Linked DNA regions of Mus musculus: all the other regions are linked to region 1. Evidence: chromatin loops called from intact Hi-C (ENCODE). Cell type or tissue: left cerebral cortex. All regions are shown on one strand. Region 1 holds the start of Npy1r (neuropeptide Y receptor Y1). Region 2 has its middle 80 kb from the start of Npy1r. Region 3 overlaps Naf1 (nuclear assembly factor 1 ribonucleoprotein). Region 4 has its middle 59 kb from the start of Npy1r. Region 5 has its middle 33 kb from the start of Gm24274. Region 6 has its middle 50 kb from the start of Gm24677. Region 7 has its middle 85 kb from the start of Nat1.

Region 1 (4,000 bases):
TCTTCAATAAATACTCATGCTAAAGTAATATAATTATGCCGTTGATGAGCATTTCCAAACTTTATACGATAAAGTTTGTCATAAAAATCTTTGGAGAGCAATAATCCTGGAAAGACTGAGTTGTGAAGTTAATGTCTCAGAAACCCAGCTTTATAAATGTGTCTTGAGGGGGTGTCTCATAGAAACTAAGGTAATAAAACCAACTGCAATTGGCCATATTAATGCAGACCTTTTAGAGAAACTTAACTAGTATTCTTGGAAACACTTAAGTACCCAAGTCCACATTATATTCACAAATTCAAAATAGTTCCTGGCATGAATGATGCCCCATGAAGACATAATCTTGGTAAAGAATTGAACCATTTCCCCTGTGGTTCTCATGACAGACTAAAAAAAAACTGCCTAAGACCAGTGTGACTTAGAGGGGCAGAGTAGACCAGTGAGTAGGAGAGTGTTCCTAAAGGAGGATGGGAGAGCACTGTAATCCCTGAATTCTTCCTATTTCCGTTCTCATGTGATTAGTTGTGTGACACTTTGCTTTTAAACCATTAGAGGGTTTTAACGTACATGCATATCTGCTGTCCTACAAACACTGTACATTTCAATCAGATCATAATCCTCTTCCAATCATAGAAAAATGTGCCCAGTTACGAATATGTTAGCTTTCCCACAAAACAAATCCCAGAGATCATATCAACTACATCTCTATGTATGAATCCAACCAAACTTTTATTGGTAAATAATTCTTATTCAAGCTAACCTTTAGAAAAGGAAAACAAATTTTTTCTTAATAGTACAAGTTTCATTGGATTTCATGTCATGGGATTTCATTGGGATTTCACTTTGAAGGCAAATGATCTTTGTTATTTTGTAATGAAATGTGTGCATCCTAGGCGACATCTGTAGATTCGGTACTTGTTAACAGTTTGAATTTAAACAAGTTGTAGTTCCTAGATAAGTAAATTCTGTGTGTATGCACCTGTGTGTGTGTGTTGTGTGTACATTACTCAGCCTTGACTTTTCAAAGTGCAATGAAACCATGTGAGTTATGAAATCAGTGAATCAATAATTAGCCGGAACCATCAAATATCAAGGACAAGATTTGCAAGGACCATGTCTTTTGAGCACACCCACAATGTTCCATACCGTAGCAGATAAATCACCGGGGAAATTGCATTGACTTTTTCTGACCAACAGGGAAATGCTGGGTTCATCGTGCCCCGGGCCCGGTTTCCTGCTCCCTTGAAAAAAGAACTAGTCACTGAGAACAAATCTGACTCAAATGCATTTTCTTAGTGAAGAGAAAAAAGGGTCAAAGGCTCTCAACTGAGATCCGCTACTTTGGCTTTTTTAAGGACTTCTTTTTTGTTCTCCTAGACTGGGGAAAATAACTTCTCGGTACTGGCGTGCGGAATATTTGAGCGTCACAAAAGCAGCGGCGGCGAACCCATTAACCGAGGCTTTGCGATGAAGTGCATCTTTCCCCCTTCCCGTAAATATGCTCTCCCCTCCATTCTTGACTTCAGCTTAAAGCTCGGACTCTCTCAGAGGAAAAGGACTTCGCCACAAGATGGCACTGACCTGCAGACAAAAGAAATAGCGGTGGCATTGACTTTTAAAACAGGCTTGTAAATGCGCCTTGCTTGAGTCAAGGACTAGTGGGGTGAGAGCTCCGTGCGTACGGGTCTGAAACATAGCTTAGGTTTAACTGCTTTTCTTTCCAGAATTCCTAGGCAACGCACCTCCGAGTTGTGCATCCGAGGTGTTGGGAGGAGGCTGTGGGGGAAACCTTGGGTGATCCTCGTGGGGTGCCATCACATGATCCTGGATGAGGTGGAGTTCGGCTTTAAGGGGGCGTCTCTTCCTATCTTCCTCAATCTTTAGGGTTTGAGCAGGAGAAATACCAACAGATCTTTTCTCCCTCCAGTGACACTCGTCCCGCTTCAACAGAGGTGAACAGACGCATTCTTTAAAAGGTAAGTTGCAAGTTAGTGTTTTTAAGGGACTTTTGAGAAATCTCTTATTGATGGGGTGAGGTATGAGAGGAAAGATGCGGGTGTCTGATCCAGTCCTGGGAATGGAGCGGGCGTGGAGTCAGCTTCTCGGTTTGACTCCCAGTCGGAGCAGGAGGTAGTATAATCTAGATTGTGGGACAGGTCTGGGGCATTATGGATGTGAGACCTCAAAGGGAAAGTGTACATCTCTCAGAGTTCGCGCATCCTGGCGTCTTGCACTTGGGGGTTCCAGAAGGAAATAAGTTTTCCTCTCCTCCTACTCTCCTAGAAGTCAGGGGAGGTGCCCCTGTTGGTCTTTCCTGAACCAAGATAGTCTTCCTCGTTTTTTTTTCTGTAGCAGGCTGGAGCCTCTGCCCAGTTAGAAATCCAGGAGTTTTCCCGGGTAACCAGAGAAGATACATTGGGCAGGGGTGGGGACGCCAGCTTTCTCAGATGCATTTGTCCTGCTTCCCACCACGTGAGAAAATGTGGGGTGCCCAGAGACACGGAGCCCAGAATGGGAGAGCCCCTGACCCACTCCCCTGTATACCCCTCTTTCAGGCTGTATAGTGCACCTTGCAAGACTTGTGCCTTGTCTTCTTGTTTAGTAGTTTTAACCACCCAACACCTCAGCTCCTTTTTAAAAGGCAATTAACTGTGTTGGTTAGCAGGTTAAGGATGAACTAAAAGCGGGAGGGGGGAGGGGGGATTTAGTGCTTAGTAGGATAATCTGCTGCTCCCCAGGTAGATTGCAGAGATGCTAATGTAGGAAGGACCCTTATTGGGCTTATGAGAAAGACGGACTGGCCTCCGATTCGAGCCTTGCATGTTCAATTGGGCTCCTTCATTTCTGCTCTGTTCTCTCATTCGGGTAGAGGCGCCCTGATAAATTAGTTGTCTTTCCCCTCCTCCGTTCTTCCCCATCTCCGTGTGTGTGTGTGTGTGTGTGTGTGTGTGTGTGTGTGTGTGTGTGTGTGTGTGTATGCTCGCGCGCGTGCAGGGAGGGGAGTTAAGAATGGGGGTAATCAGGGAGAGTCACATAGTTATACAATACAAAAAAGGGTAGTGAAAACAGAAGTTTTGATTGAATGTACCAAGTTTCCCTCTGGTTAACTCCTAGACTCTAGGACCTAGAGCATGAAAAGCCGGGAAAGGGGAGGAGAGGAGGGGGGGGGGGAGAGGAAATGGAGATGAGGTGTGTCTTCTACTTCCACTGTTCTTTTAATTGGAGTGCTCTGTGATTTGCACAGAAGAGAGGACTACTTCTGCAGAAAGCCCAATACTTTGCCCATCCAAGAGACAGAATGTTCTTCCTCGATACCATTTTCTAGGGTTTCCTTATAATTGTCAATAGGCAGCTAACTGTTGAACAAGCCCTTCCCCCATTCCCCAGAAGGAACAGGGAATTATGTAAGTCGTTTAGATAAGCTAGCAGTAACTTTGGCTGTGTATATCACGGCTTATCTTTTTTTCCCAAACAAATGAGGGAATTTGAAGAAAACCATGCACTCGCGCGCACACACACACACACACACACACACACACACACACAGAGCAGGTTATGCCCCAAGAGCTGTATTTTATGGTAGAAACAGCACTGTGAATATCGATCAGGAAGGGCCAGCATTCCAAGAAGGAAGAAGAGGAACTGCCCTGGAAGGGTGGAAGAGGGAATCAATTTGCCAACTGTTAATGTATGTAATGTCTTGGAAGGTCCATGGCAGCTGTACTGAAATTTGCTCTTTAATTCTTGTAATACTTACAATTGTAAGACATACATATCTGAGATATACGGAAGAGCAAACACCAGCTTGTTTTCTTTTACAGTGAGATGCAAACTCTTTCTGTAGAAAAGTACTGCTACTTTCCTGACCTTTATTCTTTCTCGGAGATTTACTAAGGTAAACAAAATGTAACTTGTATCTAACACGCAACTGTTTTCCATAACTGAAATGGCTATTGCTCCCATACTTAGCAAAATAAGGATACTCTGCATTTTCTGTATA
Region 2 (4,000 bases), 80 kb after region 1:
ACTGGTTCTTAGTGAGAAACCAGACAATGATGATATAACATACGGTGATACTTAGGTGTTTAATAACTGTCAAATTTCAAATTCACAGTTTCATCTGTTTTCTTCTCCCTGGGTTCTATTTGTTTTCTTACTTCTTCAGACCCTGTTATTCCATTTTACTCACATTACATATTTTATCCCACATTTTTATCCCACAATACATAAATAAAATGTTAACTAAAAATTAAAATTTCTGTGTTCTTTCTTTTTCTTTATTTGAAAACATGACAGTAAGTTGTATGTTTTCTATTCCACCACAGGAAAAATATAAGGAAATACATTTTATTAAGTGACTTTTTTTTTTTTCAAACTCTTATATGCATCACATACGAGAGATTCCTGTCTTTTGGGATAGATTCCAGGAGAAAAGCAAGTCAGAGACATTGATAAGGAAGAGCATCTGTACTTAGAATGAGCAGATTATTTTATTCCAGAGCCCAGCTAGTCTCCTCACTGATTTCAAACTTCCTTTCCATCAATTTACACATCCGTAAGTCACATGTGAGTCATAAAAGTGGCTGTCTCATGGAACTGCGAGAACTACATGAGAAAAATGCATTTAATGTTTTTAGAAAACACCTCCCAATTAGGGATCATTTATCTCAACACTCCTGGGTAATAAACTTCAGAAAGAATATAACAGCTGGCTCAGGGACTAGAGAGATGGCACCACTCTTGTTGCTTTTGTAGAGCACCCAATTTGATTACCAGCATCCACATGGTGGCTGAAAACCACCCATGAATCAGTTCCAAAACATTGAATGCCCTTCTCTGCTTCTGTGGATATAGCACACATGTAGTACAAACATACATGCAGACAAAACAGTCACATATATAGAGTAAATAAATCTTTTAAAAGGAGAAAGTAAAAAAAAATAATAAAAAAATGAACTTGTTCAAATGTGAGTTTTCTGGGTCAGGTGATGCTCAGTGATCAACACCCTGCTTTCATTTGCTGGCTGTGGCTATCTTTCACTGAAGAATTTATCTTCTGTCCGCCTTCCTTATTCTTGCCTATCTACCTACTCTTAACTGAGTAGATTCTGTAAAAAAGAGATCTTAGATTTATAGATTTAACTTCTCTTCAAGTTTACTCTTTAAAAAAATATTTATTTATTTTGCATGTGTCTGTGCACATGTTTACATTTGTGAGTTCATGTGCTTGTCTGTGGAGGTCAGAGCTCAACTTAGAGTGTCATTTGTCTGAAGCAAATTATTACAGTTTTGAGACAGGGTTGCACTACAACCTAGGATTAGATGATCTAAGGACCAGCCTGCTTCCAGCTGTCCATTACAGGGATTACAAATGTGTCACTGTGCCCAGCTTTTGATATAGTGCCAGAGAGGGAATGCAGACTTTTGTGCCTATCAGCAAGCACCTGCTGCTTAAGTCATTATCCTTCAGCCACTGACTCTCCACCCTTTCATAGAGTCTCTATTTCTATTTGTGATCACCTGCTAGGTGTCTTAAGTGGACCTACCAGGACTTTCCAACACAACCAAGTCAATGTGTATGTTTCAGCATAATAATAACTGGGTTATGTCTGGGCTTTCCAGAGTGAAAGAAAGAACAAAAGAATGAAAGAAAAGGAAGGGAGGGAGGGAGGGAGGGAGGGAGGAGAGGGAGGGAAGCAGGAGAGAAGGAGAGAGGAGGGAGGGAGGGAAGGAGGGAGGAGAGTGAAGGAGGGAAGGAAGGAAGGAAGGAAGGAAGGGAGGGAGGGAGGGAGGGAGGGAGGGAGGGAGGGAGGGAGGGAGGGAGGGAAGGAAGGAATAGTTAAGAGTTTGGATTAAAGGAATAGTTTCAAAGCTTTGCATTGTCAGTTTGTAATTCCAAGTAAAAATTAAAATAATTGCTCCTCATTCCCGCAAACTGCTGCTCTTCTTGTTTTTTTGCCTTAGACCTACAAGGTGGGATCCACAAGAACAGATTTTAGAAATCAAACATCACTTGCTAGTCATGTCCAAACACTTTAGGTGTTTACGTTGCTGAAGGAAGCAGTCCTTAGCAGATACGGAGTCTGTGCTTTCAGACTGACCATGCCGTGCTACTTACTCCCCTTCATACACCCGCTGCTTGTCAGAGCGGGAGAGGAAAATGTTTCCTCATAGAGAAATCTTAGGCTCATTGATTGGCGTGCTGCAAGTTCAATGAACAAAAGACAGATTACCAACAGATGTTTTTGAACGTGTGCAGTGCCAGACATGAGTGAGCCAAAAGGGTGGCTGGAATTTGAAGTCTACATACATAATTTAGTATGGTAAATGGAGAGAGAGAAAAGGTCAGTTCATTTAAAAAGCAAATACTTTTTATAACTCGCCGAGTCCAATTATTGCTGCCCATATGTGCATGGCTGTGGCTCATCTACGGCGGCATGGGCAACCAGCCAGTGGCCACCCCCTAAATAAGTGTGTTTCTCTATCCCCAGCAGCTGTCAACTGATCCTTTCCACGTGCGGGAATTTTACTGGCTTAATTTTGAGCAGATGACCACAGTCGCTATGAGTTCATGTGTGCACCAGCATGCCAAGCTCAGAGGACAGCAATCCACGGTCCTCCTCACCATCCTCTGGCTCTCACATTCTTCCCATACCCTCTGGTGAGTGGTTCCTGGCCCTATGGGGAGCACTCACTCAGCTACTCTCAGCAATTTGAAGAGTTTCAAGTCTCTGTATTAACCATTGCTTACTTCAGCAAAAGCTCTGCCTAAGGCTGAGAGAAGCACAAACTTATGGATACAAACCTAGATATCTAGAAGGCAGATTGACAGCAAGACTATTTAAAAAACATCATAGGATTTTCCCATTAGTCTCTGACTTCCCTACCTGTGGATTCTGGCTATGTTTATGGAGGCAGAGATGATTCCCTCCTGTGGAACAGGCCTCAAATCCAATTAAATGAGTGGTTGGTTACCCCCATAAGCACTCTTGACATTATTGCACTGGTGCAGATATTTTGTATGTCATAGCTGTAGGATGCAGGATCCACCATTGGGTAAAAACCACTTATGTCTTTCTCCCTGAGCAGTCTGAACAGCACCTTCCAGCACTAGGAAATCTAACCATCAGGGAGAGTTTCAGAAACCAAATGTTCTAAGGAAGATATTGGGTTGTTAGGAGAAAAGGAGGCAGATGTGACACTCTAATGACAGGTACATTTGGTTATGGTGCCAACATTTTGTTTCTGAGGTTTAAACTGCTCCTGGGGAGAAGGTAAATGACAACTCCATATTGGAGCCTCTGCTTCCAGCCAAAGAAATTTCATAAACGCAAATTCCTCTAGCTCAAAACAATTCTAATGCCAAAATTGCTTATTTTGAGTGATATATTCTGCCTTTTTAAAGTCTCTCTCTCTCTCTCTTTCTCTCTCTCTCTCTCTCTCTCCCTCTCCCTCTCCCTCTCCCTCTCACTCTCCCTCTCTCTCTCTCTCTCTCTCTCTCTCTCTCTCTCTCTCTCTCTCTCAGGCTAGCCTTGACCTCACTATATAGCTAAGGATGACTCGAACCCTGAACTTCTGGTCCTCCTGTCTCCAACTCCAAAGTGTGAATTACAGGCAAACACTACCATACTGATTTTATGTACTGCTTGGTATTGAACTCAGGCACCACCTTGCTAGACAAATACTCTCCCACCTGAGCTACATGTACTAGCCTTTAAATATTACATTCTGAACCTTCCACTATTCTTTTCAATGTTCCTTGTTCCAAAGTAAATCTGAGAAATCCTATATTAGTCCAAAATCTGGCTCAATTGCCCTTAGCAGTGCTAACCTCAGACACTTATTCCTCCATCTGTTCCCATGGCAGACCCTCCAGAGCTCTTTAGCATAGAACATCTGGTCTGTCTTAGAACCATGTTCATCCTCTCCTTTACTCAGTACCACAGTTTTAGAAGAATGCTCCCTACCATGCCTGCATATGAAAGTTGTAGGCCCTAGAGTGAAGCTACTGGGAGGTTAATAGACT
Region 3 (4,000 bases), 180 kb after region 1:
AATTGTGGTAATGCTTGCAGCTGTGGCTAGATGTGTCTATGCATCATTCTTGGCAGTAAGTTTTCTTAGGAAGCTTTTATTTTATTTTGAGGTGGTTGGGTTCAGGTGTCTTTCCTTTCTTGAGGGTTGTATATTAAATTATATTTTCATTTTCTGATTTTTCCTCTGACTAAAGTGAACATTGACTTCTGAGATCTTTGATTAGTTTGGAGTGGTAACATGGATCAGTTTATTTAATAAGTATATAATGAATGTGCTAGTCATCGTTCTGAGTGCTCTGGTGACTAGGTCCTAGTTACTGGGTTTATCTTCTCATTAGGGATGTGGAAAAAATGAATAGAATGTTAGTGTGATTTGAAGGAGGAGAAGTGTAGAATCATCAGGTAAGAATCTGAAAACATAAAACACTAATGCCGCAGAGAGTGTGCCAGTTACATTCCTGTAAAGAATCAAAGTTGGGCAGAGTGGCACACACACACTTGGGAAGCAGAGGTAGGCAGAGTTCTGAGTTTGAGGCCAGCCTGGTCTGCATAGTGAGTTCCCACACAATCAGATCTATGTAGTGAGACCCTGCCTTAAAAGAGCATGGAGGAAGGGGAGAGAACTGAGTTTGTGGGAGTGGGGTTAAGAAGGGGTGTGGGGGCCAAATACTAGGAATTTATGTTAGCGAGTAATTAGTAAAGTAGCTTATAACAAGCCCAAGTGCTAATGTAGGTATCAAAATTACTATACTGTGATCTCAGTCAATACTAACATTACTAATAAGACAATTCTGAAGTTTATCTGGTAAAATAAACATGTAAGAACAAATAGAAAAAAATGCCACTGAGAAAAATATTGATGAAGTCTGTAGGGAGTTAGCTCTTCCTGAGTAGATGAGCACCATAGTTGTTAATATACTGACAGTGTCACAGGTCAGTGGAACCAAACTGAGATTTTGGTAGAAATGTGCAAGGATAAGTATATTTAATATGTTAAAGTCTGCTGTTCAAGTCCATCTGGAAGATTATAATCTGTGGGGATTGCCTACTAGTATTTTAGGTAAAGATAAAGCCAATTTCTGCTCTACTTTTATACAAGAATAGCATAATGAATGAACCAAATAAACAGTTTTAGCAATCCTACAACTAGAGATGTGACAACAATGCTGGTGGGTTTTTGAGCAACTCAGAAGTGTCAGATGTGTACCAGACAACACAAGGGTCAAGGGGAGCAGATTTGCTGCATATACGAAACAAGGAAAATAGCCTTGAAAGTCCATAGTTCTTAGAAAAGTCAGTAAAAGATAAATCCTCCAGAAGAAAACTGAATACATTACATGTAGTCCTGCTTATCAGTCAAGTTTAAAGCAAAGATATTTAAAAACAAGGTATACTATCTTATTCTATATCAACTGGTAGAGATTTTAGGTTTACTTCTCAGGGGCATGATGTAGGAAATGTGAATTGATATAATGTAGGATAATATAGGAGGTCTGCTTACAACAAGAGCCACACAGTCATGTAAAAACATGTACGTCAAAGATTTTTAGCGAGTAGATAAATATATTTCATGATTACTATGTTAGATTATGGCACAGCTCTATAAGACCATATAGTAGGTATAAAGTATGATTGGGTTAATATTTATGTTTTGGTCTAGTAAAATATGCAGCTGTAAAGGAGATACGTAGCGTGCAGCAAGGATATAGAGTGGAAAGTGTCATGTAGGTAAAGCTTGTATTTGCGTAGTGAATGTATTTGAAGGGAACCCAGGCTAGTGACTAACTGGTGTGGGAAGGGTGAGGTCAGAGAATTTGTTCTTTACTTTGTATCCTATACTACTAGAGGGTATTTTTGTTCTTTTAACATGAACATATATTTTATAATTAGGACTTAATTTGAAAGTCTTTTTGATGTCTGATAACCATACTAACACTTTCAAAGCAGGAGGATCTTCTGTCTTTGTTGTGTTAATGTGTAAGTGGGGGCTGGACAGATTGCTCAGCCCTTAAGAGGATCAGTTCCCATCACGCACTTGATGAACACATCTGTAACTCAAGGTCCAGGGATTCCATGCCCTCTTCGGGGCTTCTTGGGGACCAAGCATACACTTGGTGCCCCCACATACTTGTAATAAAAACATACACATAAAATAATACATTTCAAAAGTGGCAGGTGGTTGTTCTCTTCCTAAATATGGTCAGTAGAAATTTGACAGTTCAAACAAAAGTATTTCCTTTAACACTAGGCATGTTTTTAACTCTGCTGAGGCAAATTGCTGCACTGTTGGCTGAAACCCTTGTAAGTAATCTTTGATTAAAAAAAAAAGTATATCCCAGAAGGAAGTATATTTGAGACATGAATAAATAATTATTTTAAAAATGTATGTTCCCACAGGGAAAAATGACTACCCAAGATCATTTGCATTATACTTTGTATTATTTAGATTTTTCTCATCTTTCTCAACATTTCTCCACACATTATCCTACCAATAACCACTAAGGGTATTGACAGAGGCTTTGCACTTTCAGGTCTCCTTCAGAAAGGGACCCATTTAGTCAAGGGTCAAAAGTAGAAAGCTCTGTTTACTTAATATGAAAGCTAACGTCAGTTTTATTCTTAGATTTTGCTTTAATTTCATCTATTTCAGTATTTAGTTTCTATAGCAACTGAGGTATGGTTTACAGTTGGGTCAAAAAAGAAATCTGTAGGTGTTAAGAAACTTATTTTTTAACCTGGAAAGAGAAGGTAGGAGGTAACATCTTTTCAGCTTTTACAGGCTACGTCTGTTTCCAAGAAGTCTGTATTTGATTGATAGCTGTCAATGTCAGACTTTCATGCTTCACACAGTACCAGGAGAGTTTGCTGATGTTTATTCTACTATAATTAAAGTCACATTAATTAGCTAGATTAACAAAACAGCTCAAAGAAGAGAACCTCCTGCTGTGGAGGAATGGTAGGTAGTTCTTAGTAGAACTCTTCAGATGAAATCTCTCTGGATTCCTTAATACAGCTTTTCTTTACAGAGGTCAGCTCTTGTCAAATGTGATTCGTAGTGTTTAAGTCTATATTCTTTGGCTAGTGTACAAAGAGTCACCGAGCCACTTAAATGTCAGCTGCAACCAGCAGTCCAACTAGCTGCTTACTGCAAAGGAGACACTAAGGGACCGCTTTAATCCTACTGTCCATCTTCAACAGTTTGCATTGCACTTTAAATGGAAAATAGATCTCCTTTTTTAAAAAAAAATATTTTTGAAGCTGCTAGAAGATTAATGTTTTCCACTATATTATAGGAACTACCTTCTGTTGAAGAACTCACTGTAATTCTGCCTGAAGACATTGCACTAAAGCCTCTTGGGAAGGTTTCAAGCATTATTGAACAATTAGGTATGTAAGTAACTTATAGTAATAAAATTGATGTTCAGGAATGCACTTAATGTCAAGGTCAAGGACTTGATGTATTAAATTTTTTTGAAACATGTACACTTTATCTTAGTCATTAAACTTGAAAGTATATTAGTAAATATTTAGTTAAATATTTTTTCTTATTTTTGTTTTTTTGAGAATTTTTTTAATTGTGTTTACTTTATTGGCTGTAACAAGTTCAGACGAATTTTGTGACTTAAAAACAGTATAAATTTTCTATCTAATAGCTTTGTGGAGTAGTCTAATATAGGTCTGGTTCTAGAAGGCTAAGCTCAGAAGTAAGTCTAAGAATGCTACAGCCTTTCTTAGGCTCATGGGGACTCCTCTCTTTGGTTTTTGTTTGTTTGTTTGTTTGTTTGTTTCTAGGCACAGCCCACAAGTTCCTTGTCTCTTATTTCTCTTCTTCATTCTTTTGTTTGTTTACTTGCTTGCTTTTTGCTTTTTTTTTGAAACAGGGTCTCTCTGTATAGCCCTGGCTGGCCTGGAACTCTGTAGACCAGGCTAGCCTTGAACTCAGAGATCCACCTGCCTCATGCTTAAAGGTAGAATTAACCCTCTTTGACCCTTCTGCACCCATCATTGCATCTGCTGGG
Region 4 (4,000 bases), 59 kb after region 1:
CCATGAGAAGATGTGGATCATGAGAACATGGTCAGGAGAAGTAGACCCTGAGGTCAGGCTAATAGAGCAAAATTAACCAGGGTGAGATTCATGCAGCAAGTACTTGGAGAACACAGCTGGGAAAATAACAGTCTACCATATTGAAAAATCACCCAGTAATTGTTCCAAAGTCAATTTAAAAAGTCCACAGGACTCTGCCTCAATTATTGGGGGCTGGCTGGTCTTATTAATAACCAATAGAGTTTATTAAAATCCATTTACAAAATGGTGTATAAATGTGTGTGTGTGCATGTGTGTGTATTTATGTATGTATGTGTGTGTAGTCTGTCATGTAGAAAAAAACATATCTGAGTCTGACGGTGGTGGCACATGCCTTTAATCCCAGCACTTGGGAGGCAGAGGCAGGCAGATTTCTGAGTTCCAGTCCAGCCTGGTCTACAGAGTGAGTTCCAGGACAGCCAGGGCTATACAGAAAAACCCTGTCTTGAAAAAACAAAACACAAAAAACAAACAAACAAAAAACAAACAAATAAACAAAAAAACCCAACCATATCTGAAAAAAAAACACAATCACAATCACATTGTGACTTACTGCTGCATGAAAAAACTGGATGAAATTTTGAATTATCTTTTAAATTTCTTACGTTTGTTTTGTTTATTTGAGACACACTCTCAGTATTTTACAGCTCTGGTTGGCCTTGAAGTTCACTACATAGACCAAGCAAGCTTCAAAGTCACATAGATCTGCTGGCCTCTGAGCAATCTTTTATTTTTTTTAAACATTTATTTATTCATTTAAAGTGTATGTGTGTTTGGGTGTGTGCAAGGACACTATGTACGTGTAGGTATCGAAGCAGGCCAGAAGGAGGTGTCAGGTCCTTCCTGAACCCATCCTCAACCTCACCAAGAGGAGTCAAGAGAAGGGAATTCCTCTCCTTCTGGTGGTAATCAAAAAATTATAGAACTCTAATAGTTTTATGCCACTCTAATAGTGACCCAGGCAATGTTGTATTGTCCAGTTGGAAGACAGTGATTAGTAAGAGACTTGGACATAATACCTCAAATTGTGCAACTCTCCCTAAAGCCACAAACTAGTGCCACTGTCTTGTGGCAGCACATCTGAATCAGAGTTACAGTTGGTGGCAAACCTTGCCTTTGGAGTTTGAATATCCATAAACTGTAGTTTACTAAAACAATGCCATGTAGGGACATGACTCAGTTGCTAAAATGCTCACTGAACAAGAATTGGATGCCCAGAACACACACACACACACACACACACACACACACACACACACACACACACACACACACACACACGTATGCAGTGGAGTGGAGTTATAAGCCTAGCACTTAAAGAGGAGGGGACAAAGCCTGGGGTAGAAGCCTGCCAACTTAGCTCCCTTGGCAAGTTCAAAGCCAGTTAGAGGCTCTATCACAAAAAACAAACTGGACAGAAAAGAGACGTCAGAACTGAAATGTTTTCCTCCTTTCTCGCTTGTTTTTGTGATGGATTGGGTTGGCAATGAAATTCCAGCAGCCATACTTTCCGTTATTTGGTGCATGGTGAACAATTGAAACTGGATTCAACAGCATGTCTCATCTTCTCTTGTTTTTTCTGCTTCATTTAGTCTCATTCCAATGCAGTGGATGAAGCAGAATTCTTGCAGGCCGGGTTTAATCCACATCACACATTTATTCAACTGTTTAAACCACATTGAAACTTTTCCTTAAAGCAAATGTTCTTGTGTTTATTCTCCTTGAAATGTTTAGGCCCTCTAAGGACTGTTTGTGGCACCTGGGGATGCTTCTCTTCTTCAAGAGGCTATAAATGCACACATGACACCACTAGATGTTTCTTATTCCTTGTCATTCACAGTGGCTCTGACCCAGTGTGTGGAACCCTCCACATTCCACATCTATAAATGATAGGTGGTCCTGGATGATTTTCAAGTGTCTCTTGTTTCTAAACCTTTACCATGGTTTTTATATAAAGAACAGTGCTTGTGAATATGGGTTCTTGAGCCCATTGCGTGGGCTCACATCCCAGCTCTCCCACTTACCATCTGGATAACCTTGGGTGAATGATTCACTTACATTTATGAGTGTCAGCTATCTCCTCCGAAAAATGTACACATGGTTGTCTCTCCTGAACAGAGCAATGGAGGAAGTGAAACACATGTATGTGTACATATATGAGACAGGACTCACAAGCACAAGGCTCAAGTAGTATTTAATTTCATACCACATTCAAGAGTCATCTCTTAGTTCATGTTAATTAGGTGCTGGACACTGTGTTAATCTTTACATATCCATTCCACACAACTCTTTGAAGTATGATTTTGATTTCTATTTCCCTAATAAGGAAAATGAAGGCAAGCGACCTAAAACAAGGTAGCTGTGTAGCTGCAGCTCTACAATAGGTGCAGCTCTCAGCAAATGCCTTTCCTTTTGAATTCACATTTCCATACCATGTGGTTTATGCAAAATTCTATGAAATGGTGGCTGGAGAGATGACTCAGTAAACTGCCTCCTGTTTGCAGTATGAGAGCCTGATTTGGATCTCCAGAATCCCCATTGAAAAGCCTCCTGTGATGTCCCACATTTATAATCCCAGCACTGAGGATGTGGAGATAAGCAGCTTCCGAGGCTTAGCTGGCCACTCAGACCAGTATACCCAGCAAGCCACAGTCCAGTGAGAAACACTGCTTCAAAGAAACTATAGAGGATTCCTCAGAAACAACACTCACGGTTGTTCTTGGGTTTCCATATGCACACACCATCCATATTCACACACACACACCGTTTAAAAAGAAAGCTCTAAGAAATAGCTATAAATCACGCATCTGAAATGTAAGAACCATAGAATCACTGAAGATGATTGTCTCTGAGCTCATCAGGTCATGACAAGCTTGATGGCCACATGTTTCTTTGGCAATGAGAGATCCAGTTCTAGGAAACAGCCCGCTCCCGTAGCCCAATACTTTCCATCAGAACTTTCCCATAGGCACCTGAAGAAGGATGTGCTTTGTGTCCATACATTAACCAAATAATCCAGAACTCAGCACGTTCCAGTTAACTTTTGGCTTTTTATGAGCAGAGTGATATCTTTACTGGCTTCTTTTATTGATCCATTTCACAAGCTGGAGGAGGGAGACAAACAGGAGGACAAAAGGACAAGTGATCTGGAGGTAGATGAAAGGGGAACGGAGAAAACGGTCACACTAGGCCTTAAGCCAGCATTGTATAAGAGACAACAGCGAGTGAAATGTGATGGGCTTGTTTGATGCTCACCTTCTGAGTTCCTCCTTCTGTGAGTGGACTCCACATCCTTCCTTACTTAAAACATTGTACACACACACACACGTGCGTGCACATGCACATAAATATTCATACACCAAATAGTGGGAAAAATAGGAACCCATTTTTTTGTTGTTGTTTTGTTTGTTTGTTTCTACTAGGAAACTGAAAGCAAATGCAAAATAAATGTCCCTGGTTTCAAACAGTATTCCCTACAATGCTAATATAATATACTCTGCTCCTCTGTTTTCCATTATTTGAGAGGTATTCACTAGGAACCAACCACTTGAGTTAAGCACTGGAAACAGTGGGAGAGAATAGAGGAAACACACACACAGAGATTCTCCTTAAACCTGAGAGGTATAGCATGTGACTTATGATACGTGCAGGCCTGAGAAAGGCAGGCAGATGGTAAGCTAGAGGCAGTGGGAGGTGGTAGCTTCAAGGGAGGGAAGGGATGGAACAGTTCATGGTGACTTGTTGCTGGAAGGGAATGAACGACAGGATCTTTCCTCAAGGTGGTCATAGTACAGGGTCAACATTATACATACCCAACCATGACTAACATGAACAAGTACCATTGAAATCATCTGACAGAAGCTTATAAGATGCTAAAAAGCTAATGAATCATAGGCTAAGAATCAAGTTCTATTTTCTGACCATACAAGCTTAGAGACAGAGCTGGCCAGCTCAGATCTGG
Region 5 (4,000 bases), 480 kb after region 1:
ACTCTGTTGTCCTGTCCTTTCTGTCCACCTGATAACATTGTGTCTCCTTTCTTTTTCCTTTTTCTTTTTAAGCCCTTTTCCTCTTCTGACATACTTTCTTGTTGCTCTATAAGGATTTTCTGACCTGTCTTGACTGCCTCTACACACAGTTTCAAACAGTAACAGAGTCCATATATCAGAACAAACAAGACCAAAACTATCAGACCTACCCACAAAGGGTCAATGGGAGAAAAAAGCATAACTACACAGCGAGGATCTATTGATCACTACACTGAGGTTATCATAGTTCCTTAACTTGTCCCCAAACCGGGAACCTTAACTTGTCCCAAAACCAGGAACCTTAACTTGTCCCAAAGCCATGAACCTTTAGTTACCTTGTACCTGCTTCCTGGCAACGTTATATTCGCCTCTATTTTATCGGAGGTCCTTCCCAAACTCCTGGGTTACTTTGTGCCTACTTCCTGGCAACTTTATGCTTGCCTCTATTTTATCCGAGGTCCTTCCCAAACTCCTGGGTTACTTTGTGCCTACTTCCTGGCAACTTTATGCTCACCTCTATTTTATCGAGGTCCTTCCCAAACTCCTGGGGTCCCAAGTTTCACTCACTGTGAACTTACCCTGCCGGCAACCACTGACTGCTGAAAGTTCTGAACTCGGTGGGGGAGTCGGTTCCCCGTACGGGCCACCAATTGTCGCATCCGCTCTAGACCAGCAAGAACGACGCGACCACCAGTCCTTCTAACAGCAGTTTATTCAGTCCTCATCTTTCTTCTTTCTCTTCATCAGTACCGTTCCCCAGCTGAAGAGTTCTGAATCCACGCCGGATCCTTCTCAACAGTCTGTTTTACGGGAACACTTTATTAACCACTCCTTCCTCGTGATGCAGTTCTGAATCCTCCCTGTAGCAGGGGGTCTTCGCTCTTGCCTGAAGATGTTTCTTGTTCCCGGGTTTCGGCACCACTTGTTGCGCGCGCTCAACTGGCCAGGAAGAACGACGCTGCTACAGGATCCTTCTGCACACGTTTATTCAGTCCTGTTTCTTCTTTCTCCATATCTCCCTTGTTTATATCTCCCTCCCTTGTTTTTATATCTCTCTTGTTTTTATATCTCCCTTGTTTATATATCGCCCTCGTTTTTATATCTCCCTTGTTTTTATATCTCCCCCGAACCCTGGGCCTCTCACTCTTTTATACTCTCAGTTCACATCCACGCACAGCAGGCCACGCCACCTCACCAGGCACGCAGCTTCAGCTAATCAGGGCAGCAGGGGCAAATCTCCATCAAAATGGATTCACCTGTATCCTGGTACACCTGCGCAGCACTCAAGATGTTTGTGTCTTATATGAGGAAGTCAGGTGCAAGTCATATGACTTAGCTGCAGTCCCTGGCGCCTTTGGGACTGCCGCCACACCCGCTCCCCACAACAAGCCAGACCTCCATCTTCTGCACTGTTCTCAACATTATCTTCCAAGCTCTTACACAACATCTGATAGAGCTCTTCACAACGAATGAATTTCAAACCCAGAGTTCCAAAGTCCTACAACAATCCTCCCCAAAACATGGTCAGGTTGTCACAGGAATAGCCCACTATGCTGGTTCCAATTTGTCTTAGTCAGGGTTTCTATTCCAGCACAAACATCATGACCAAGAAGCAAATTGGGGAGGAAAGGGTTTATTCGGCTTACAATTGCATACTGCTGTTTATCACCAAGGAAGTCAGGACTGGAACTCAAAGCAGGTTAGGAAGCAGGAGCTGATGCAGAGGCCGTGGAGGGATGTTCTTTACTGGCTTGCCTCACCTGGCTTGCTCAGCCTGCTTTCTTATAGAACCAAGACTACCAGCCCAGAGATGGTCCCACACAAGGGTCCTTTCCTCCTTGATCACTAATTGAGAAAATGCCTTACAGTTGGATCTCATGGAGGCATTTCCTCAACTGAAGCTCCTTTCTCTGTGATAACACCAGCTGTGTCAAGTTGACACAAAACCAGCCAGTACACATACTTTAGCCTTGTTCCTCCTATTGGACTGTCTTTCCTCTATAGTATTTTCTGGGATCTTTCTCTGCTATGCTGTTTGCCTTTCTAACTTGCAAAGGCACTGGTATGTGAGGAACTGCAGTCTGCACTTCTCTTCCCTTATTTCAAATGCTGTGTTTTATTGGCAAGAGCCTCACCTGCAAAGATCCAGCATACCCCGCTGGCTCATTTCCTGCATTGATTTCTGTCCAGGAGCTTTCATGGAATTGTAATTTTTAATTGGATTTAGAAAGACAAAGAATAATCAAGTTGAAGGAGATGCATTTGATTGCTTCAAAATTCCCCTCTTACATTAAGGCTTGACTGCGTAATGAGGAAAAATATGGACAATGAGTAGAGGAAGGAACAGTGCAGAAAGAAAAGCAGTTTTCAAATCCACTCTGATTACAGTACCTTCCCATTCTCCTGGCTATAAGCTATCACTTTGTGATTTCAACCAAATGCCAAGGAGCTTGTTTGTCTCCAAAATTTTAGCAATATTTGTATGATGACTACATTTGTTTTATGTTACAAAATTTAAAAGTCATGTTTGGTGTTTCCCGGTATTTGAACAGGGTGTCTGACACATGCTTCAGCTCTTCCCTCAGTTCCATCATGACATATAAAATTTAACCTCTTTGATGTCCACTGTATAAGCGTATGAAATAACTCATGATTTATCCAAAATCTGTTTTAATTTATAAGATGAAGGCATTGTGTGAGCACACACACACACAAATGCACACATTAGACCAGTTTTATTGTGATTATTAAATTACATAGTTCCCAAATTCTTTGCCATACGGTTAACCTACAATTATTCACAAACAAGTTCATACACTTAAGAGAAACCATTAAACAATGGTCCAGCAAACCCTGATCAATGTGAAGGCTGTTTAATGCATCCAGACTTGTTAGATTAGCTTTCATCCGACTGTGACAACCAACAATGATGGAGAAACATACTTTGAAAACCTTCATTGAAAGATGTGATTATCCTTTAATGCCTACCTCAGAGGGCTTAATAGTATTATGTAGAGTTAGGGATTAAGTAGCATGGGGCATATAAAGCCTTGATATACAGAGTAGCTTTATTAAAATTTTAGAGACTTTTCTGATGTTATGATATCATGGCTTAAATCTAATAGACAGCTAAATAGAATAAAGGAAAAAAACCGACTGACAACATTTAGAGTTAATTAGATTCTGAGTATTTAATGGTACTGAATAAAAAACATCTATAATTTTCCTGAAAGTTATTGTGACAGATTTCAGTAATTGTAAATAACACTGGTGTTCACGCTCAAGACATTTTCCTGTCCAGAAAGTAAAGCTAAGCATTTTGTAATTTGGTGCCCTATTGTTCTGACATTTCCATGCCCAAAACACCTACTGTGAGATGCTTCTAGGACACAGTTAGCTTTGACATATTTTATGAAACACTAACTTATGAACATTGTTAGCACATTGTGAATAGAGATGTATCCTTTTTCTCAGGCCTTCATTTAGAGAATATTTTTCAATAGTTACTAAAGTATTTTGAGGAATATGTTCTGTCCACAAATAAACAGAAAAGTAAGAAGAACTGTTTATATTGTCATTATCTATCTACTGTGAGTTTTCCATTTAAAATAACTGACTGGAGAAAGGTCAATTTTAATGTGGCTATTTCCAACATTCCCTTATAAGTGCTGAGGTGCAAAGATGTATTCCGACAATTTGCCAGAGCTTCTAGTTATACACCATCAAATAAGGGTGCTAAAATAAGCTGTGGACACAGCTCTATTCTAGTAGATTCATTTGCATCCTGGGCATTCTCTAAGCCAACATCTGTGCATCAAGACCTGTGAAGCGGCTGGCATTTTACTCGACTGTAAAGCTAAGTTAGCCAGTGTGGTCTTATAGACATGACGCTTTTTTTTTTAGAAACAAAAGACACTACATTATTCATACCCAAAACAGCAACCAGCATTGACGTCAGCCA
Region 6 (4,000 bases), 630 kb after region 1:
GCATCTGTAATAGTGTCAAGTTTTGGTTCCCCCACCCCATGAGACTGATCTCAAGCTGGGCCAAGTCATTGGACTGACTTTCCATAAGTCTGTTCTCTGTTTTTGTCCCTGCAGTTCTTTTAGACAGGAACCATTCTCGGTCAGAGTTTTTGACTGTGAGTTAGTAACCCAGCCCTCCATGTGAGGCCCTGTCTGTCTACTGGAGATGCACTCTTCGAGCTCCCTCTTCCAATGTTGGGCATTTTGGTTAGGTTCATCCCAGACCCCACCATTTTATCCTGAGAGTCTCTCACCTCCATGGTCTCTGGTACTTTCTAGTGGGTCCCCTACCTCCCACCCACCGAGGACTATTCCTATTCATTCTCCTGGCCTTCTGGGCCTCTCACCTGTCCTCCCTCCATACCTGATTCTGTTCCCCCACCCAGGTCCCTCCCTCCTCTGCCTCTCCTTATTATTTTGTTCTCCTTTCTAAGTGGGATTGAAGCATCCTCACTTGGGCCTTTCTGATTGTTACACTTCTTACAGTCTGTGGCTTGTATCCTAGGTATTTTTTTTTTTCAATTTATCTGTGACTACATACCATACATGTCCTTTTGGGTCTGAGTTACTTCACTGAGGATGATATTTTCTAGTTCCATTCACTTGTCTGCAAAATTCACGATGTCCTTGTTTTTAATAGCAGAATCGGATTCCATTGTGAAAATGAACCACATTTTCTGTATCCATTCTTTGCTTGAGGGACATCTGGTTTTTTTCAGTTTCTGGATATTACAAATAAGACTGATATGAATATAGTGGAGCACATTTCCTTGTGGTATGGTGGGACATCTTTTGGGTATATGCCCAAGAGTGGTACAGCTGTGTCATCACTGTGGATAAAAGAGAGAAAATATCCTGAGGTATCAGGAAGAGTCCAGAGCAGAGAAAAAAGAGAAAGACTGGACACGGCCCGGGGCTAGAGAAACAGGATGTGTTTCATGGACTGTGAGTAGCTGGGATGGGGGAGCAGGCTTGTGAGTTTAAGGTAGAGGAAGGAGGAAGAGGTAAGAAGGGCCAAGATCTCATGGGCATTGAGGTGTTCAAGAGGAACTTGTGAATAGAGACTGAGGAAGAATGGAGGTCAACATGAGCTTTGATAAGCAACTGTGTGTGCGTGTGCCTGTGTGTGTGTGTGTATATATGAAGAAGCATATATCCCTTCTGCCAGAGGCAAATGAGATGATTCTGTAGGACAGAAATGCATTTCAGATGTTCCCGAGGAATGCTAGCTTTTATCTAATTACCAGAAATCCTTCTACAGTCCAGCTTGAGCTGGGCTAGACTCAATTTTGGAGGAAGATAGTGAGCCTGCTCCTTTGGGGGAAATTGGTTACTCTTTGGACCTGACAGAAGAGAGCTGAAGGTACCAAATAAGCAACAACCACAATTATTAACTGCCTTGTTGCTTAATTTGCATAATATTTGCTATGTTAGTTTTTGAAACTTAGTTCTGTACTAGTCTTATTAATTTAAAGTAGTTAATGAATAAATTGGTTTGAATTTTAAACTTACTGAGAAAACTACTAGAATGGTTCCTGATATATAAAAAGAGTTATATGACTTAGCAGTTATGACTGTGAATAGTTCTTTGAAGAATGGGAGAAAAGGCTCACAACGTTTCACATACTGCAAACAACTACAGTCACTAAAATCACTATTTCTCTCAGGCCCTGAGAGACAAACATTTTCCATTTCAGACTTGGCACAATCTGAAATTTGCAAAGAAGTCCCCAGTATCGCAGCTAGTTCACTTCTCAGGGGAGAAGGGAACCACTGGGTAGAATTTTTTGTGCAGCCTGGAACAGTTTTGATGGTAAAACACTGTCATCTAGTGAGAAGTTTTGATGACAAAATTCCCAGAGGCAAATTAAGTTGCCTGAAGGCTTTCAGTAGCAGAATTCAAATTCCTAAGATTTTGAAACAAAAGCCATCACCATTAGCACTCAGTTGGCAAAAGCATAAGAGTAGTTGTTTGGAGTGAGTTCAACATAAGAAGATACAGAGATTCTGGGGAACACAGACTTGTCTTACTTACAATTGCATAACTGAGTATTGATTTCTGATATTTTGAGAGGTACAGGTGTGTATGTTTTTGTTATTACTGCTCTGTTGCTAATTTCCTCTTGATGATGCAAATGCTAACTCCAGTGGAAGTTAAAGGATGAGTCTTTCAGTTTCCCTTCACTCAGTCCCTTGATTGACACTATCGGGATGAACAAAGTTGATCTAATTATGGGCAGATGTGTTATCCATTTTGGAAGAGGTGACAGACTCATGGATGTATGTCAAAGAGCAATCACAACTTCTATGTTTATATCGAAGTATGTCCTTAACATGGGAGGTAACCTCTATCCTCAGGTAAGACTCTCTGACGCTCACACTTTCAGCACTCTCTGACATTCTTAGAATGTTAATGTAATTTTTTCCAATGTTATTTAAATTAAAATGATGGCTTAGAGAACTTCTTATAATTTTTAAAACTGTTTAGAGTAATCTTCAGACATCTGAGATCTGCTAATGGCTGAGCAAGCAAACAGCTCACTGGCAATCAGCAAGGATGCTCGCTAATCCTGCCTAAAGAAACAGACAGAATCATTTCTCTTGTACATGCTATCCATCACATGATCTCCATTTTGTGTCACCTTTGAAAAATATACCCTGGATACACACTCCTTTGAGAGATTTAGCATGTGTAATTGGTATAAAGAGAGTCAGGCCACAAAATTCGTAATCTTTATAGTGTAGACTAGAATCCCAAAGACTCATGAAATAGGAATAGGTTGCAACTAAATAAATGAACAAAAGCATTCACATTTTCCTATTCTAAAAATTAGCATTAAAGCTCACAATAGTCAATTAGTGAATCCTTCAGTTGAGCTTATTAGTGAAGTCACTTTATAGCCTGCTGCTTGTGCTTAATGCTTGCCTGTTTTAAGTGGGTTTAAGAGCTTATATTAAAGATCTATTTATTTTTATTGGCCTTCTGATTTAGCTAAAATTGAGTGTAGTAAATCTTAAGTCTTAGTTGACTCACTTAAAGTGGCTATAATTCTTAATAAAACTTGAATACATCATTTTCCAATTTAGAATTAAATAATAGCATTGGTTATTCATAAGTTTTGTGTCTAATTTATCATTTCAATGCAATAAAATTCTTTCCTCGCACTGACATTTTTCTCACTTACATAACAAGTTAATTTATGTGTGTATGTGGTGTTTGTGCATGTATTGATATGTGGGGGAAAGCATGTGGAGACCGAAGATTGATGTCTGGCATCTTCCTCAGTTGCTTCTCAACTCACTGTTTGAGACAGACTCTCACTGAACCTGGAGCTCACTGGTTTAACTCAACTGGCTGGCCAGGGATGTTTTTCTGTCTCTCTAGCACTTGGATTACTGGCACACACACTACCATGTCCAACTTTGAAAGTGGAAGCTGGGGCTCGAAATTCAGGTCATTGTGCTCACACAACAAACACTTTATCTACTACGCCAGTTCCACCAGCATGCAAGATAGTATTTTACAGTACTTATTTTTAAAACAACTCTGTACTGCCATAACTGTAATTATCACTACGATTATCTGAAGATATAAATCCTAGGCTATTTGTGTTTATCCAGCTCATGACAAGCCCCAAACCCTGAGCCTTCTTTTCATAAGAGTTCAACACCCTCTGAAATTTCATGCTTTGATCATCATTCATCCTAACCCTGTTTCTCAGCTCTGGTCTCTTTTTTCTATGTACATTATACCTTAAGTTCGTTATTAACAACCTCTTATCACTTTTATCTTTGCTAAGAGTTCCTCTGATCTTACTAGGATTGCGCTGCTAGAACATCTTTAGCCTGGAGATGTGGTCTCTAGATTCTTTATTTTTTTCTTCTTCTTTTATTTAAATTTATTTTATTTTTAATTTATTTTTTAAACTCCATATTCCATTCCCCACTGCTCATCCACCCT
Region 7 (4,000 bases), 710 kb after region 1:
CAACTGGTTTTAATGTATAGGTAGGTTATGGAACCTTTAGGTGCTAGGGAGTACATCACTGGAGGTGAGCTTTGAGTTTGTATGGCCTTGTTAGACTTCCTATTCCCTTTGTTTCCTGTTTATGAGTAAAGATTTGATCAGCCAGCCTCCTGTTGCTGCCTTCTTGTCAGACCCTGCCCTCTCCATCTATTACGGACTCTCCCCCTGGAACCATAAGTCAAAATACACCCTTGCTTCCTTGAGTTGTTTTTGGTGGTGGTATTTTATGACAGCAACAGAAAAGTAACAAACACAAGAGGCCATCGTTGAATCGTGTTCAGACATCTCTGCAGTCTTACCTTTTACCTGGACTGCCTGCATATCTGTACTCATTCGCATGCTAACCTGTGGACTAGGCTAAATTGCAATTATCTAGCTTTCAGGAACTCTTCCCTATAATAAGTTCCTTCCTAACAAGACTCTTTTAGTACCCATCCTAATTCCTGACAAACAGGTGATGTAACTACCACCCAGCATGCAATTTTGATTACAATTCTGAGGCCACTTGGATATGTTTTTTCCCCCAATTGTAATTCTAATTAGTCCCAAGTCATTGTGATTTTCTTTGTTCTTGACTATGTTGATTTTAATATTGGTTGGAATTCTTGCTATAAGTTTGTAGGATCAATAGTGAACTTTACCAGTATCCTGTCATTCCCCTCTTAGACTTCTGCTTGCTACTGTTTTAGACCCTGTGTGTCCCTCTGTCTCTTTGGATATGCTGAGCTAGATAGAGAAGTCTTCCTCATTCATCCTCACAATGTTACTTTGGGCAAGATCTAAAACTTTTGAGATCCCATTACTATTGACATTCCCACCCTCCATGGGAAAATCTGCCATTAGCCAGAAGGTTAAAGTCGCTTCTTCAAGTCCCCCACCTCCATCCATCAGCGAGGTGATCAGAGGCAACCCCAGTTGCTTATTTTCACCTTCTACCTTCTTCGAAACAGGATCTCTGGTTCAACACTGTGCATCCCAGGCTAGCTGGTCATCAAACTGGAAGTGGAATAAGAGATGTGCACTATCTATGTGGCTCTTTGTGTGTCCTGGATCTTCCAGCTCAGGTACTCGCCTGTGTGCAGTAACACTCTACTCACTTAACCCCAATACCAAGGCGTTAGTTTAAATTTTCTGTATGTGACTCTTTCACTCTGGGTCTTCTAATGCTACAGTGGCTGTACCTTCACCAATGGCCTCCTCTAGCCTCTTATAGGGCCAAGCCTCAGCTGCTCTCCATGACCCCTGCATGCCTTCAAAACCGGTACCATCTGGATGACTCACACTACCAAGTTCAGTTGACAGTGCAAGTTACAACCTCAGCTGCTACTGGAGCACAGCTTCTGTGTGATGACCCTGAGGAAACACTTCTCGGAAGATTCACCTCAGTGATGTTAGTCTCTTCTTAACCACTGCTAATTTTTCTAGCTCCAGCTAACCAAAATAAATTGCCCTAGAAACAAAAATGTTTCACTTCAATGCTGCTGGTCTGTTATTAATCTTCAGCTCCAGCTAATCAGAGGATCAGAATCCTAATTCAAAATAGAAAACGGTCCTAATAGAGTCATTTCTTTTATCTTAATGGCTTTTTGTTTATTTGCATCTGAGTTTACTTAACTTACTAACTAAATAGACACAATTCAGCATACAAATGATTTGCATAAAAAGAGATTATTACAAGTAGTAATATATATGTAACAATTCAAAGCTCTGTCTTTCAACTAGGACATACAGTGTTTAAACGTCCCTCTGAAACGTGACAGGCCAGGCCTCCATTGCTTGCATGATCCTCAACACTCTTATCCTATGAAGCAGCTCACTAAGCTTTGAACATTTCATAGCTTTTCTAGGCCAAAGTTCCATAGTCCTTCAACAAACCTCTGCAAAACAATACAGTTAGGTCTGTCCCACGATACCCCTCTATGCTGGTACCACATGTCTTAATTAGGGTTACTATAGGTGTGATGCAACACCATGACCCAAAGCCAAGTTGGCAGGGGAAGGGTTTACTTGGCTTACACTTCTTATATTGCTGTTCATCACTGAAGAAAGTCCGTACGGGAACTCAAACGGGGGGAACCTGCAGTCAGGAAGAGTTACAGAGGCCATGGAGGGGTGCTGCTTACTGCCTTGTTCAACATGACTTGTTCAACTTGCTTTCTTATAAAACCCAGGACCAGCAGCCTAAAAAAGGTACAATCTACAATGGGCTGGGCACGCGCCATCAATTAGTTTGGTGTTATGGAGGCATTTTCTTAATTTCGGTTCCCTCCACTCAGATGAATTTTAGTTTGTGTCAAGTTGACACACGGTGCTCACCGCAGCCACTGAATAGAAAATCGACCTCTGTAGTTAAGGGTCTGTCTTTTCCATCAAGTCAAGGTTTGGAAACCAGAGCTCTTCTTCGGAGTCATAAATCTAATAAAATTGAGCTTGTACTGACATCTTGTGGCCATTTTGAGCTTCACAACTCGGCACTAATTCTGCAGGGACAAAGCATCTGCTTTGGTAACTAACCACTTTCGGATGGTTTGCCCCATCCGAAGTTTTAGAATTAAAGAAAGGGAGGCTGGTTTGGGTTTATTTGTTGGCTTGCTCACTGTTCATTCATTTGTTTCCATGGCTCTGAGAAGCTTTAAATATGGCTAGGAAAAGATTGCTCCCTTCCTTGTAATAGTGTGACATGAGCAGAGACTTTGTGATCTTGCCCCTAAACAGGGTGTTTTTAATGTCACACCAAACAGCTTGCCAAACCCTAATGATCACTTTTAGCACTCTTGTCTGTAAGGGAAACCCTGAATCTTATACTCCTAGGAGGAATGAAGAACGTAGAACCATCACTAAGGAATTCTCTGATATTTCACCAACCCTACAGTACCTGCACTGTAGTGAGAGATATAGCCTAATACTGCTGGCTGCAGCAGCCAAGATCTCTTTGGAGACCTCTTTTCAGTGATGCTGGGATTTTGATTTCCCTGCAAAAGGGATTCCAGGACCTGTGAGCTTGGAGCTAAGTCAGTGTTTAAGGTAAGCGAAGACTTAGTATCACCATTTGGTGTTTTCACAATAGTTCTATATGTGATTTTGTCACTTTTGAAATGACATTCTTCAAAGTACTTAAAAGATTAAGTTAAAATGTTTGGGTATACTTCTTGTTTGAAGAGATCCTCTTTGTTAAATGAGACTATAGGATGGATAGTTTGTGTCAGTTACACAGTTTTGCTGACAAGAAAGGAGTGATAGTAAGACAGAAGTTAGGAATACTGAGTCCTGCATGGCTAGGTGTAAGGGCCAGCACAACATGGTTCCTGCTCCCAGAACAGAGCCATCAGGGTATATGCTTCCATGATGGTCAATGGTTGCTGCAGCAGAAGGCTTATTTTTATATTTCACTTGATGTTCCTCCTTCAAGGAAGGTCCTCGCTGTTATAAAGTGAATGACTCCATGATAATTAGAACAGGAGTCCAGGGTATGTCTGTGTCTTTAGCAAACACTGGTAAACACTGGGACCTTCAGGACAACCTTTAAGGCTGTAAAAAAGAACTCTAAAAACTCGAGTAGGAAATATATAATGTCTTAAATGTGTAAAATATAAGGGTACAATATGAATTCTATAAGGAGCTTCCCAGATATATAAGGAACAAAGGAAGCTGAACTATGAGCCAACTTGTCAGAAAGATACTAAGGAAGGAGATAAAGAGATTTAGGAAGTGGTGATTGCAGTAGATCCCACCCAGGTAAGATTTTTGTTTATGCTTGCAAGGGTAGACAGATGCCTGAGTTCGAGGTCAGCCTGGAACAGAGAAAGGTTAAGCCCAAGCATAGTAGAAATGTTAGTTTCAGGGTAGGGTTCCACTCAGCTACCTTATCATTTGTGCTTAACAGAAGCAGGAAGCCCTCTGAATTCTTTTGCTATGAAGGACGTCATGGTGTGTGCTTTGAGTGTGAACATGGCTCCACATC

The links. Peaks named below come from ENCODE experiments on the same cell type or tissue, not always from the same donor. Only the 100,000 strongest peaks of a DNase experiment are listed, where the experiment ranks them.
Region 2: it touches region 1 in a loop (5-fold over the local background); 4 of 42 quality-filtered maps call a loop at or near these places.
Region 3: it touches region 1 in a loop (3-fold over the local background); 5 of 42 quality-filtered maps call a loop at or near these places.
Region 4: it touches region 1 in a loop (5-fold over the local background); 3 of 42 quality-filtered maps call a loop at or near these places.
Region 5: a loop joins it to region 1, with 16 times the contacts of the local background. A loop is called at or near these places in 2 of 42 quality-filtered maps.
Region 6: it touches region 1 in a loop (6-fold over the local background); 5 of 42 quality-filtered maps call a loop at or near these places.
Region 7: a loop joins it to region 1, with 7 times the contacts of the local background. A loop is called at or near these places in 13 of 42 quality-filtered maps.

The regions. Positions count from the first base shown.
Region 1 is chr8:66,695,547-66,699,546 of GRCm38, forward strand. It overlaps Npy1r (neuropeptide Y receptor Y1), which reads left to right and starts at 1,876. Exons shown (of 3, transcript NM_010934.4): 1 at 1,876-1,976. In left cerebral cortex, a CTCF peak has its summit at 1,577 (motif pointing right); DNase peaks (open chromatin) are centred at 1,675, 2,393, 2,992 and 3,279; H3K4me3 peaks cover 2,814 bases; H3K27ac peaks cover 1,888 bases.
Region 2 is chr8:66,775,085-66,779,084 of GRCm38, forward strand. No RefSeq gene overlaps it. Among named protein-coding and RNA genes, the nearest start is that of Npy1r, 80 kb to the left of the region's middle. In left cerebral cortex, no CTCF peak of the experiment used is centred here; a DNase peak (open chromatin) is centred at 2,341.
Region 3 is chr8:66,874,393-66,878,392 of GRCm38, forward strand. It overlaps Naf1 (nuclear assembly factor 1 ribonucleoprotein), which reads left to right. Exons shown (of 8, transcript NM_001163564.1): 3 at 3,275-3,368. Among named protein-coding and RNA genes, the nearest start is that of Naf1, 16 kb to the left of the region's middle. In left cerebral cortex, no CTCF peak of the experiment used is centred here; a DNase peak (open chromatin) is centred at 2,102; H3K27ac peaks cover 1,176 bases.
Region 4 is chr8:66,754,317-66,758,316 of GRCm38, forward strand. No RefSeq gene overlaps it. Among named protein-coding and RNA genes, the nearest start is that of Npy1r, 59 kb to the left of the region's middle. In left cerebral cortex, no CTCF peak of the experiment used is centred here; DNase peaks (open chromatin) are centred at 1,993, 2,535 and 3,724; H3K27ac peaks cover 1,525 bases.
Region 5 is chr8:67,177,977-67,181,976 of GRCm38, forward strand. No RefSeq gene overlaps it. Among named protein-coding and RNA genes, the nearest start is that of Gm24274, 33 kb to the right of the region's middle. In left cerebral cortex, no CTCF peak of the experiment used is centred here; DNase peaks (open chromatin) are centred at 2,207 and 3,957; H3K27ac peaks cover 349 bases.
Region 6 is chr8:67,326,804-67,330,803 of GRCm38, forward strand. No RefSeq gene overlaps it. Among named protein-coding and RNA genes, the nearest start is that of Gm24677, 50 kb to the left of the region's middle. In left cerebral cortex, a CTCF peak has its summit at 1,876; a DNase peak (open chromatin) is centred at 1,848.
Region 7 is chr8:67,403,700-67,407,699 of GRCm38, forward strand. No RefSeq gene overlaps it. Among named protein-coding and RNA genes, the nearest start is that of Nat1, 85 kb to the right of the region's middle. In left cerebral cortex, a CTCF peak has its summit at 2,488 (motif pointing left); a DNase peak (open chromatin) is centred at 2,479.